Regions from separate parts of the Homo sapiens genome. Here region 2 is linked to region 1. Evidence: read pairs that join two places in POLR2A ChIA-PET (ENCODE). Cell type or tissue: GM12878. All regions are shown on one strand. Links, peaks and the distances in the headings refer to the core of each region. The heading gives the core; the rest is flanking DNA. Region 1 has its middle 95 kb from the start of CXCR4. Region 2 has its middle 230 kb from the start of CXCR4.

The links. ChIA-PET counts read pairs that join two places held together with the same protein. Peaks named below come from ENCODE experiments on the same cell type or tissue, not always from the same donor. Only the 100,000 strongest peaks of a DNase experiment are listed, where the experiment ranks them.
Region 2: POLR2A ChIA-PET joins it to region 1 with 8 read pairs; 3 of 35 experiments call an interaction of 5 or more read pairs at or near these places.

What each region holds. Positions count from the first base shown.
Region 1 is chr2:136,211,642-136,214,561 of GRCh38, forward strand. No RefSeq gene overlaps it. Among named protein-coding and RNA genes, the nearest start is that of CXCR4, 95 kb to the left of the region's middle. In GM12878, for the core only: no CTCF peak of the experiment used is centred there; a DNase peak (open chromatin) is centred at 1,610.
Region 2 is chr2:136,349,306-136,352,225 of GRCh38, forward strand. No RefSeq gene overlaps it. Among named protein-coding and RNA genes, the nearest start is that of CXCR4, 230 kb to the left of the region's middle. In GM12878, for the core only: no CTCF peak of the experiment used is centred there; no DNase peak of the experiment used is centred there.

The DNA of each region.
Region 1 (2,920 bases), core at 148-2,647:
ACATGGTAGAAGGAGCAAGGCAGCTCTCTGGGGCCTCTTTTAAAAGGGCGCTAATTCCATTATCTGATCTAATCACCTCCTAACAGCCCCATCTCCTAATACCATCACATGGATGATTAGTTTTTGACAGATGAGTTTTGGTTGTGAGGGAGGATCACAAATATTCAGACATAACAATGGTACAAATCTAAAGCAGGAAGATTGATTTCTAGTACCACCCACAGCATGAGGAAGTCAGGGTTCCCTTGCCTTATCTCCCCAACCTGACTGTAAGATTCTTGGGTGTGGGTTGGGGGACAGGCACTAAGTCCTACACATCTGTGTGTTTCACTCAGCACAGCACAGGGCTGAGCACATGGTGGGCATTCAGTGAAGACTTACTCCCAAGTGGAATCCAAAGGCTGTTTGCTGAGTTGGAGGGAGAACTGGACCAAGAGTCAGAAGATGAGGTCCTGTCCCTGGTATTGTCTTTAGCTTGGCATGTGCTTTTGAATGATCTTCTCTATGTCTCCGGGCTCTGGTTCTTTTAGGCATAAAACAAGGAATTTAGATTAGAATTTATGATTTTCAACTTGAGCCCTTTAGGAAAGCGGGAGAAGTAAGAAGAGATAGAGTCCAAATAGGTAGGACCCCAGATGTATGTCACCTACTTGAAAGAGATCACATGCAGCAGCTTTCTCTCTCTGTATCTTAATAGTCAATTAACATGATTCTGACCCCATGTATCTCTGACCCCTCATTGAATGGAGAAGTCCATTTTCCTATGGCTATTCTTCTCCCAGGATGTTCTTGGGGACTCCTAGGCTTGCTACTCTGACCCAGGACATCAGCCTGGTTACTGTGGTCAGAAAGTCTGGTCAATCTGGCTGCAGATCTGCTGTCCCCTGCCATCAGGGTTGTCATGATGCCACTGCTGAAAGCCAGACTGTCTGACTCAGCCACAAGCTCTTCTGCTCATTGCCATCCCTGCCCTGGCCCCATATCTCAAGGAAAAACCACTCCTTGCACATTTTCTCCAAGCCCAGATACAGTCCTCTCCCTCCCCTAAAGAAGTCTAACTAAGGGTGGGCTCCATGACCCAGCCTAGTGGTCCTCAGCGCATTCCCCAGAGTCCCAGGTATTCACTTTTATTAACTCCATTGGGGGTAATGTTTTAGTTTGTTCGAGCTGCTGTTACTAAAATACCGTAGACTGGGTGGCTTAAACAATAAGCATTTATTTCTCACAGTTCTGGAGGCTAGGAAGTCCAAAATCAAGGTGTTGGCAGATTCGGTGTCAGGTGAGGGCCCACATCCTGCTTCATAGATAACTGTTATCTCTCTGTGTTCTCACTTGGTAGAAGGGGTGAGAGAGAGCTCTCTGGGGCTTTTTTCAAGGGTACTAATCTTAGTCACAAGGGCTCCACTCTTATGACTTAATCACCCCCACAAACTTTCTAATATCATCGAATCAGTGGTTAGAATGTCAACCTGTGAATCTTGAGAGGACACAGATATTCAGTCCATGACAGGTAGGGAATGGGGAGAGCTAACAGTCCAGTATGCATTTCTCTCTAGGAAAAACCATTTTTCTTCTGCTTTCAAGTGTACATTCTGGCTTGGAAGCTCACTTTACATGTCTCTCTTTGGCACATACATGCAAATATAAGAAGACCTCACAGTTTCCTCCAGGGACAATGAGTGGGGACTTATCTTCCTTTGATGGAACTGAAAGGCCTATGAGCTTCCCCAAATAAAGAGGGGAGAGGCTCCAAAGCAAATGGCAGCCTCTGCTTCTAGAAAGCAAAACTAAAAGTCACCCCCAAAGTTAACAATTCCATTACTGAAATTTAAAACAAACAAAACCCCTCTTTACCAGATATTCTACTGTATCCGATGTCCTGTGTTAGGTGTTTTTTTTTTTTGAACAAAGTTTTTAAAAAGTTTGGAAGACATCAGAGGTTTAAAGTCTAGTAGAGGAAGAAAGAGTAATAAGGAAACAAAACTAGAGGGCATAGGATAGAGCTCCCTTGTGTGGTATCAGAAGGCAGCCCTGGGAAATGGAAGGAAAGAGAGATTGGGTGAGGGAAGATTGGGTTTGGGTACCCTAGAGGCTTCTTGGAAAAAATGAAATTTGAACCAGACCTGAAAGGATGAATCTGCTTTGGAAAAGCAGAAGGGAGAACATTCAAGTACAGTGTCTTGACCTGCAATGGCTAGGAGGTGTGGATGAACATGTGTTTGTGAGAAGGTGAGGGGACCCAGAGGGCAGCACCAGGTGTCTTCACTCCCTTTCACTAGCTGGGATAGAAGAGGCTTCATCTCCTGTGGCAACTCTGGTCAATTGCAGTGGCTGCCTGGAGTGCTGGGCTGAGAACAGTGTTAAGGACACACAGTGCTCAGCAGCGAAGAGTGCTGTCATTGATTAGTGATGTCTGCTGCAGGTGTGGGAGGGGAGAGGAGTAACATGTGTTTCAAGAACATGCCAGTTTTTCCCTAGACACTGTTTGGTGCATATTCCAAAGGACCTCCGGTGTGGGGAGAGTTTTATTCCTTTTTCCTCTCTTGAATTACAATCAATAAATGCTGAGAGCAACATCTGTGACTTTAAACGCTATCTTATCACCTCTCTGCCAATTTCTCAACTCCAAGTGTGCCAATTCCCCTTTGTCACTTTTCAGGCTGCTCAGAGAAGTCAGGGTCTTTGTCTCTGCTGCCTAGGTGCAGGAGAGAGCAGTCTTTCAACTAGGCACAAATAACAACATTGACTCAAGAGAAGGCTTTGAAGGCACTGAAGAGGGGAAGAGAACAGGGGAAATTCCAGGCACGGACATTTGCTAATACTCATGTGAGTATGTTATTACATAATGTGTGGCACTGGTCTTGCATTGCCTCATGTCCCCAAGTCTTATCTCTCTATCAAGGTTGTAAGTCCCTTGAGG
Region 2 (2,920 bases), core at 241-2,740, 140 kb after region 1:
TTCCCCAGATAGCATGTAGCTAAGGATCCAAATGTCCAGTCCTGTGGGACATTAGCAGCTCCCTGAAGTCTGACTGGGAGCTGCAACCTTAACTACTTTGACCATGCAGTGGCCAATTCAATAGTTTGCTTTAAAAAAATTCTTTCTTCTTAAAATTTAAGAGATATGGACTAGTAAGAAAGTAAAATATAAATAATTTATAATTGTTATCAGAGATAACTCTCCTTTCCATGAATATCCTATTCTTTTTGGGGAAATAGTATATGTATATACTATACATATATATGCATAAATATTATATATGTATAATTTCCCCTCAAAAAGATATATATGGGAATTTATTATATATACAGTATTTACAAAATGGAATCACATTGAACATTCTGTTCTATAATTATTTTTTTATTTCATTTTTCATTTAACAGTATCTCATGAACATTTCCCATGAGCATTTTTTCTCATGAATGTTTAACTATTCTCTAACAAGATTTTTAAAGTTATTATGCCATCATGTATTTAATCTTTCATTTTTAGATATTTACATTGTTTTCATTTTTTTTCTATTATAAGCAATGCTATGACATAAATAGCCATGGGGCTAAATATTCAAATAATCATATTTTAGAGTACATTCTTTACAGTGGAGTCAATTGTTTGCTAATAAACTGCCTGCTGGTACTGACCCAGAAGTGCTATGGGGTGGCATGTGTAGGATGTGGCCAGGTACCAGTGGTTTCGGGGCATTTGTTGTAGGGTATGCAATGGAGATGCTAGACACGGGGAGACTGCATGGACTCTTCCAATGAGGTCAGTTTGAGAAACTCAGCACTTGACAAATAGGGGTTATGTATGTCTCTAAAGTAAATTCTGCTAAATTAATTTCTGTTCAGTGACACAGACCCACTTGGCCTTGGCTTTGGACTGCAGTGACCAGCAGAACAAAGTTATATGGGGTCAAGTATACATTCCCCTCCCCACCCCCCATAGTCTCAAATGCATGGTTGAAGTCTGAGAAAGAAATTGTGACAGGAGCAAGAGCTGGAAGATTTACTGCTCTAAAGATGACTGGGTGATATGGTTTGGCCCTGTGTCCCCACCCAAATCTCATCTTGAATTGTACTCCCATAATTCCCACATGTTGGGGGAGGAACCTGGTGAGAGATAATTGAATCATGGGGGTGGTTTCTTCCATACTGTTCTCATGGTAGGGAATATGTCTCACAAGATCTGATGGTTTGATATGGGGAAACACATTTTGCTTGGTTTTCATTCTCTTCTCTTGTCTGCCACCATGTGAGATGTGCCTTTCACTTTCCACCATGATTGTGAGGCCTCCTCAGCCACATGGAACTGCGAGTCCAATTAAACCTCTTTCTTTTGTAAATTGCCCAGTCTGGGGTATGTCTTTATCAGCAGCGCAAAAACAGACTAATACACTGGGTCATATTTTTGCTTACAAGTCTAGCCTCTGTTTTGTGATTTCAGGATTGTAATCTAGGATCCATGAATTTAAGAAGTCAGTAACTGATAAAATAGAAACTCAGCCAAGATGGTGGTGAATTCTGGTCCTAATTATTACTTTGCTGGAATGTTTATCTTTGGTATCTTCCCGACTTTAACCACTGTTTGCTTTTTTTGTGCCCTTTTTCTCTGTCATGTGTTCTAATATAATATATAATTTTGCTGGATAAACACTTGGGGCATTTGATACAAATGGATAAAATTAAATTAATAATTAGCCCAGTTCTCTGACTACAAGTATGGGTGTGGGAGTTAATAGTAACTTTTAAATTTCTCTTTATACTTTTTCAAATGATATATATGTATTTGAAAAGTGCACTCCCTCCACCCCTCCTTCTCCTTTTTTTTTGAGCTCTCAGGAGGATTTAAGGTGATGTGAGGTAATGACAGGATTGTAAACTCAGAAACCAAACTGTCCTGCTGTGGGTCCCACTTTGCTATCTTCTGGCTGCAGCGTCTTGGGTTAGTCATTTAATTCCTCTAATCTTCAGCTTCTTTATCTGAAAATAAGTATTTCATTAGTTTCTTTAATATGTGAAACGGACTCTGGTTAACTTAAGCAAGAAAAAGATTTACAGGAATGATACTGGGAAGCTCATGAAATGGAAGAAAGAGCTGAAGAACGGAATCTTTGTAAGGACTGGGTCAGGGATTCTACCCAGGGAGAGCAGACTACAAACGCCCTAAGCCCTGACCTGCCTCCAGCCCCCGGAGGAGGAACCTCATTGGCTGGCATTGAGTCAACACATCCTCCTCTGGCCTCTCCTCTCCCTAGAGGGGTGTTACTGGGCAGTTTGATTGGCAATTCCACCAGAGTCACATGAAATACAGAAAGGACACTTCCTTAACACCGAGGAGACTATTACCAGAGGAAGGCACATAACGAAACCCAGAATACCACCTCACAGCTCTTAGGAAGATCCAGATACTGTACCTAAGGTACCTCAACAAACAACAGCTATTGTGGTCATTATTTCTATCAGAAGTTAAGCCCAAGGTTACCCATTGGGTTAGTATGAGAGTAAGAAGGGAAATGAAGTGTTTTCTTTTTTTTTCTTTTGAGGTCAGTACATTCTCTTCACATGACATTTTACTCAGAAGTAGATTGTCTGTGCCCCTTCTCAGGCAGACTGAATCAGAATCTCTTTGGAAGAGGGTCCCGGGACTCCCCCTCTTTAACAAGGAACCCAGGCGAACCTTGTGCACACTAGTTTTGAGACCCAGAGCCGTTACTGAGTAGGTGGGAGAATTTGACTACCTGCTTAGAAAGCATTTTCAAAGGTGAGATTTTTCTCTACCACCGTAGCTACAGAGGGCCTGTGTTTTGCTTGAAGGAGTAAAACAACCTAATCAGACAGATTGGTCTATAAGCTGTGGCTCACAACACTGGCTGCACATT